2 separate regions of the Homo sapiens genome follow, and region 2 is linked to region 1. The links are chromatin contacts, found by Hi-C or POLR2A ChIA-PET in ENCODE. All regions are on one chromosome and are shown on one strand. Each heading gives the region's core, a stretch centred on a gene start or an enhancer-like site at or near the end of the contact. The rest is flanking DNA. Distances are from core to core; before and after follow the strand shown.

Region 1 (2,944 bases), core at 301-2,800:
ACCATATTTGTTTGTTTGTTGTCAATTTATACATAAGAATAAGAAAGAGTATGTTAAAGCAGCTTCTCTGCAGTACTAGTACTGTGCTCCAAGAAAGGCAGGTTTATACTTAGCTGTGGTCCTCAGTGGAGTCCCCAGACCTGCAATATCTGGGAACAGCTAAGAAATTCAAATTCTCAGGCTCCAGTGCAGACTTAAGAGATCAGAAACTCTATCTAGGGGTGGAGTTAGCAATCTGGACTGTGACCAGCCCTCCAGGTGATTGTGAGAATGCATCCTAAGACAGAGAACCACAGAGCCACAGAAAGAAGAGGCCCTGTGAAGGGAGACCCGAGGGTATGGAGAGTTGTTGGCTCCAGCTTGGGCGCACTCGTTCTCTCTTTCTGTTTCTTTCTTCCCTCTTCCCTTCTGTTCTCTTTTCCCCTTCCGCCTCCTCTTCCTCCCCCTCCTCCTCCTCTTCCTCCTCCCCCTCCTCCTCCTCCTTCTTCTTCTTCTTCTCTCTCTCTCTCCCTTTCTCCCTCCCTCCCTCCCTCCCTCCCTCCTCTCTCTCCTGTCTGCTGTCATTGGGAAGCTGTGTGGTCAGCCAGTCAAAAAGCAGATTTCAGAGTCAGGAGTTCCAGGGTTCACAGTTGAGCTCCATTCCCTACTGGGTGACTGAGGGCAGTTTCTAAACTTCTCTGATCCTGTTCTGCCCTCTGAAGAAGGGGAAAATAATACATCCTGTGTACGATTGTTATTGGGAATCAATGAGCTAGTGTATGGAAGAGGCTGCATGTGGTTCTTGGTACAAAGAAGCAGATTATTATCAGTTACATGTAGGTGAGGCATCCAAAATGCTAGGAGAAAAAACCTGAGCCTTTACACGGTATCGCTGTGTCCATTGTTACCTTATCAACTCCCATAGCATGCTCACTTTTTTTCATAGAAATTGTCTATTTTCCATGATTATTCAGTGAATCCACAACAATCTCATTCTTGGTTAGGGACTCATTAAAGTGTTATCAGTCTTATGGAATTATTTAAAACCTGTGAACTCCCCCAAATAATGCTTGAGGGTTCCAACCTTCCCTGCCCCCTCACAATACAGCTTCAGAAGCTGATTTGATCAAGTGAAACCACTGTGCCTCCTACTTCATTTTCCCGGGTTTGCTGCTTTTCTAAGTATGTCTCACAAAATGTATGCTGCTCTTTTTTTCTTTTAGTCTTCATATTGTATATTAGATCCCTAGACTTCTTTGTTCTACACATCTGCTGCTCTGTATTCTGACCTACATCTGCATACTGCTTTAATAGAATGGATGTTTGCAGACGTGACTGTGATATTGGAATATGGAAGGATCCATCCAGGGTCAGGAAGCAGCAGGCTGGCTTCATTCTCAGTGTTTGTTTTCTGGGTCTTTGAAGGAGAGGTGTTGCAGGGAAAAAGGTCGTGCATCAGGAAGTGTCATTTAAAAAGGACCTGAGTTGGGCTGAGTTATCAGCAAATACACGCCATGGCTGTGCTCCCCACCCCCCACCGTACACTAGCAGGGCAGCAGCTCTGATTGTCTAACGAGCAGCAGAGCCGCCCAGCAGCAACCACATTAGGAAGGAATCGGAAACCAACGCTCCGCTGGCTGTCACCCCTTACCCACTTGCTGTCAGGTAGAGTACTTGTTTATTATTAATTATCTATTTTCAGTATCCTGCACCTGGGGGTGAACATCATCGGTGCTAAGACTTTTTAGCCTATGGGGATCTCTGCTGAGCACTAAAACCACGGGCTTCCCCTTGGGAAGAGGCAGAAAATACACTTCCCAGGTTCTCACTGCCAGCTCTGACAGGCTGAACTGCAGTTGGAGAAGGAAACTGAGGACTGGGCTCCCTTCCTGTCTCCTAAGCCAGGGCAGAGCTGGGCTTCGGGTGATGGCAGGAGACAGAGAAGCAGGTAACTTCCCTGGAGGGAGCTGAGCAGGGCAAGTCCCCTCTTCCAGGGACATTCCAGGCATGACAGAGGTGCACAGGCACAGAAGCCCTGCTGCTTCGGCAAGCTAGGCTGCTCATAGCTGTGTCTACCCCTTCCCGGGACGTGGACTGTGGGGAGTGTCTATTCAGGACCATCTAGAAGAGTTCAGAGCCTTTCAAACTTCTTTTCAACATGCGTTCCTGACTGAGGACACAGCTCAAAGCTGCCTCTCAGGCTTAGAAACACTTCTTAATTTTCACTGTCGAGGGCTAGCTTTGAGTCAGATCCTTTCACCTCATCAAAAAGGGTGTCAGCACACAAGCGCTCCGAAATTACTCGCTTGGCTTTCTGCTCAGGGTGACTGTGGTAAAGAAGTTACAGCCCACAGGCAAACCCCAGTAATTGGCCTTGGCCTGGAGCCACACCTTGGAAGCCATCTCCCAGCGGGAGTGAAAGGACTGTGGGGACAGGGCATCAATGTCTGCCCAAGGCAAAATAGGGCGAACAGTAGCCTGCCTGTGGCACCCTCCCCACCTCTCTTCTAGAGCAGTAACCTTTCATTTTCTCAGCCTCTGCATGGGAAGTCTCATTTAGGCTCCTTAGTTCACCCACACCTTGCTACGACAAACAAAAAATGATAACCATTACAATATATGGAGTCCTTACTACGTGAGCAGCACTGTATAAGGTGTTTTCCATGTATCATCGTGATCTTCACAACAGCTGCTCAAGGAACGCATCATAATGGCCCCTTTGGAGGGAACTACAGGGACCCAGGGAGGCTAAGCTACCCTTTAAGGTAAAACTGGCCAGGCCAGGATTTGAACCCAAGCCAGCCTGACTCAACAGCAAGTGCGGTTTCCCCAACACTATACCATCTACCATTCCCAGACTTCTCAGGCTTAGGCTATGTCTGGTTTCTACGACATCATAAAATAAACATTATTAATTCATGAAGAAGCAAAGGACGTGAGCCATGGGAGTCATTGGGTAGATGAA
Region 2 (2,944 bases), core at 177-2,676, 740 kb after region 1:
GGATGAAAAGAGTAGAAACAGACTGGAGACAGGAAAGCCAGGTAGGAGGCAGTCTCTGTAATTAGGCAAGAACTAATGAGGGTGTGGACTAAGGAAGAAACAGTGGAAATGAAGACAAGAAGCTGAACTCACAGAAACATTTTGGAGGTCACATAAGCAGGATTTTGACAACAGATTCGTTTGTTGTATGAAGATCCTGGACTGAATGAAGTCTAGGGTTTGGGAGTTTTGAAGGGATAATGACCCATTAAATGAGCTGGCAAATACAGGTGGTAAAGCAGGTCTGGGATGTTCAGAGAAGGGTGGGAACACGGAATGGATGCCAGAAGCTGGGAGAAAAGCCAAGTTCATGCCTGTGGAAAAATGGAATTGAGGATGGGGCTAAAATTGGACAGAGGAAACTTAATCTGTAATGTTTTTCTTCTTTTCAAAAATAACTTGAAGTGGTTGTACATATCTGGTGTGATATACACAAATGCTTAATTTCTCTATTTTTAAAAAACTTCCCAAAATTAGTGCTTGGAATTATTTAAAATAATGTAGCAAACATTTTTGGAGTGCCTGCTATGTGTCTGGCACTGTTTCAGGCATTTGAAATATTTGCTCTCTATGAAGCCTTCCTTTCAGCAGTTAGCAGGCCTGGAGTTCAGAAGCCAGAAACTGGCTTCTGATTCTGACGCAGTCAGTAAGTGTATGACCTGGGCAAGTTGCTTCCCTGCGGCGTCCCACGCCCCCAAAACCCCCCACCCCCCCACCCGTGCCAGGAATCTATCGCAGTTCTCAAGTCCTGTGACTTAATACCGCAGCTGGCACCTCAGAATTCCTTATTCTTACAGAGCTGGTCCCCACAGTACCGCCCCTGGGCGTAAACTCCTCCATACAGGGAGTGTAGATGATGGGCTGACCTAAGAACGGTTTCCAAATGGTCCTTTACACCTCTGCCTCCCACCCCACTCTAGCCCAGGATAACAGATTTTCCTCGCGCAATTTCAAATTTGCAAGGGAATCTTGAATATTTTCTGGTAATGAGAGAGGGTAGATTATATGTCCTAATCCCAGCCTAATCAGATTAACAGCAACTTCTGGACATTCAGTACCAGGAACTGTTTTAGGTGCTGTGGAGAGAAGAGTTAAAAATGAAACAAAAATTATTGCCTTCATGAGCCTCACATTAGTGGACAGAGTCCAAAAAAAAAGTGACAACGTAATGCGCTACTGCGACACAAAGCAAAGCAAGGTGGGCAAGCAACACTAGTTCTTTATTCCCGCACGCCCTAATCCCCAAGTAGCTCTTCCGGGTCACTGCAGTCTTCACGGGCTCCAGACTCCGCCCATGGTCCGTCCTTCAGGCCTTGACTCCGCCCACGCATCGACGTAGAATTTCCCGGCCGGGCTCCATGAAGTACCACCCACCCGCGACGCCGACGCAAGGCTGCTGCTATGGGGCCGGGCGGCCGTGTGGCGCGGCTGCTCGCCCCACTAATGTGGCGCAGGGCGGTTTCCTCGGTGGCGGGGTCCGCGGTTGGAGCCGAGCCCGGGCTTCGGCTGCTGGCCGTGCAGCGGCTTCCCGTAGGAGCAGCGTTCTGCCGGGCTTGCCAGACCCCAAACTTTGTCCGCGGCCTGCACAGCGAGCCTGGGCTGGAGGAGCGGGCGGAGGGGACGGTCAACGAGGGACGCCCAGAATCGGACGCGGCAGGTACGGGCGTGGAGAAGAACGAAGGCGACCCTCTCCGGGCAGTCTGGAGTCAGGTCCCAGCCAAGGTGGCTCTGGGTTCCCCTCTATGTGCATTTCTCTTGGAGTCACAAAACTCCTGCACATCCAGAGCTGGAAGGGACTTCAAAGGTTGTTGGCGCCAACCTTCCCGTTTCACAGTGAAGAAATTGAGGGCAAGAGATGAACTGCAGAATCCCAGCCTCCCGGACGGCCATCTCCCACCCTTGGCATCACAGTCTCACCGTCCTCACTTCCTTTTACCCTCTTCCTAGGATCCTGGGAAATGGGTTTGTGGGGACTGTTGGGGCTTGAGGATTCTGAGGAGCCAGGGTCTGGGTGCGAAGGGGTGCGTAGGAAGCGCCAGTAGGAGATGGGTCCAAGTTAATATCCTCTAGTTATTGCTGACGTTTTTAGAAACTTAAGAATGGTAAACAGATCACATCTAAGAATGTAGAGTATGAGAGGGAGAGGCCTTAGTGGGCTTAGCTACTAGGTCCTTTGGAGTCGGCTTTAGAACTTGGGCGAGCTTTTAAATTTACAGCCTGTAATACTCCAAGCTGAAGATCAGAATATCTAAATCTTTACGGGAAAAAAAATTAGATTTTCATAGGTAACAGTTGTTAATAACCCGGTGGTTTTATATGAAAACTGGAAGGTTCAAAATAATAATTACTCAAAAATGTAGCTCTTTCAGTGACTGATCTTAGGCCACAGTAATTCTCCTAGGCCTCAGTTTCTTCATCTCTCAACTGAAGGTTGTGGACCAGATACTGCCTAAGAGCCCTTCCAGCTCACAATTCTGTGACCCGTTATGACTGAGATTCAATTTAATATGCTCCAGGATATCACCTCCTACCCATTTTGTGGTGCTGTTTTTCTTTGCACAGCATTTCTGTGATTGTGGTGTATTGCTCCTTTTAAGTATTAGTAGAAAGTCATTTGTCACTGGTGTCTGGTTCTACTTGCATATGGTTAATAGCGAAGGATGTATAGTGGCTCTGCGTAATCTGAGCACCCTGACCATAAAAGTTGAGCGGTGCTATGATACTACTGCCCAGGTTCACCTTCCAGGAGGCCTTTACCCTGCTATCTGTAAAAACACTTTGGATCTAAACACCCTCATGGAGGAACAGTCAGCTGCCGGCATCTCTGGGTGCATACACGTCTATCTGCTTGGCCATCCTGATACAAACAACTATTTGTGCATTTCAGATCATACTGGTCCCAAGT

What was found. A loop is a pair of places that touch in the nucleus more often than their neighbours do. ChIA-PET counts read pairs that join two places held with the same protein, here RNA polymerase II (POLR2A). Pooled maps may share reads with other maps.
Region 2: a loop to region 1 is called in a pooled map of heart left ventricle, with 7 times the contacts of the local background. The contact joins the promoter of MALSU1 here to the promoter of STEAP1B-AS1 in region 1. A Hi-C loop is called at or near these places in 5 of 50 pooled maps. POLR2A ChIA-PET finds 5 or more read pairs at or near these places in 2 of 52 experiments (WTC11 and common myeloid progenitor, CD34-positive).

The regions. Positions count from the first base shown.
Region 1 is chr7:22,561,787-22,564,730 of GRCh38, forward strand. It overlaps STEAP1B-AS1 (STEAP1B antisense RNA 1), which reads left to right and starts at 1,551. Exons shown (of 4, transcript NR_038393.1): 1 at 1,551-1,644. RefSeq lists an enhancer at 1,576-2,077.
Region 2 is chr7:23,297,913-23,300,856 of GRCh38, forward strand. It overlaps MALSU1 (mitochondrial assembly of ribosomal large subunit 1), which reads left to right and starts at 1,427. Exons shown (of 4, transcript NM_138446.2): 1 at 1,427-1,696; 2 at 2,927-2,944. The coding sequence starts at 1,441. RefSeq lists an enhancer at 1,244-1,733.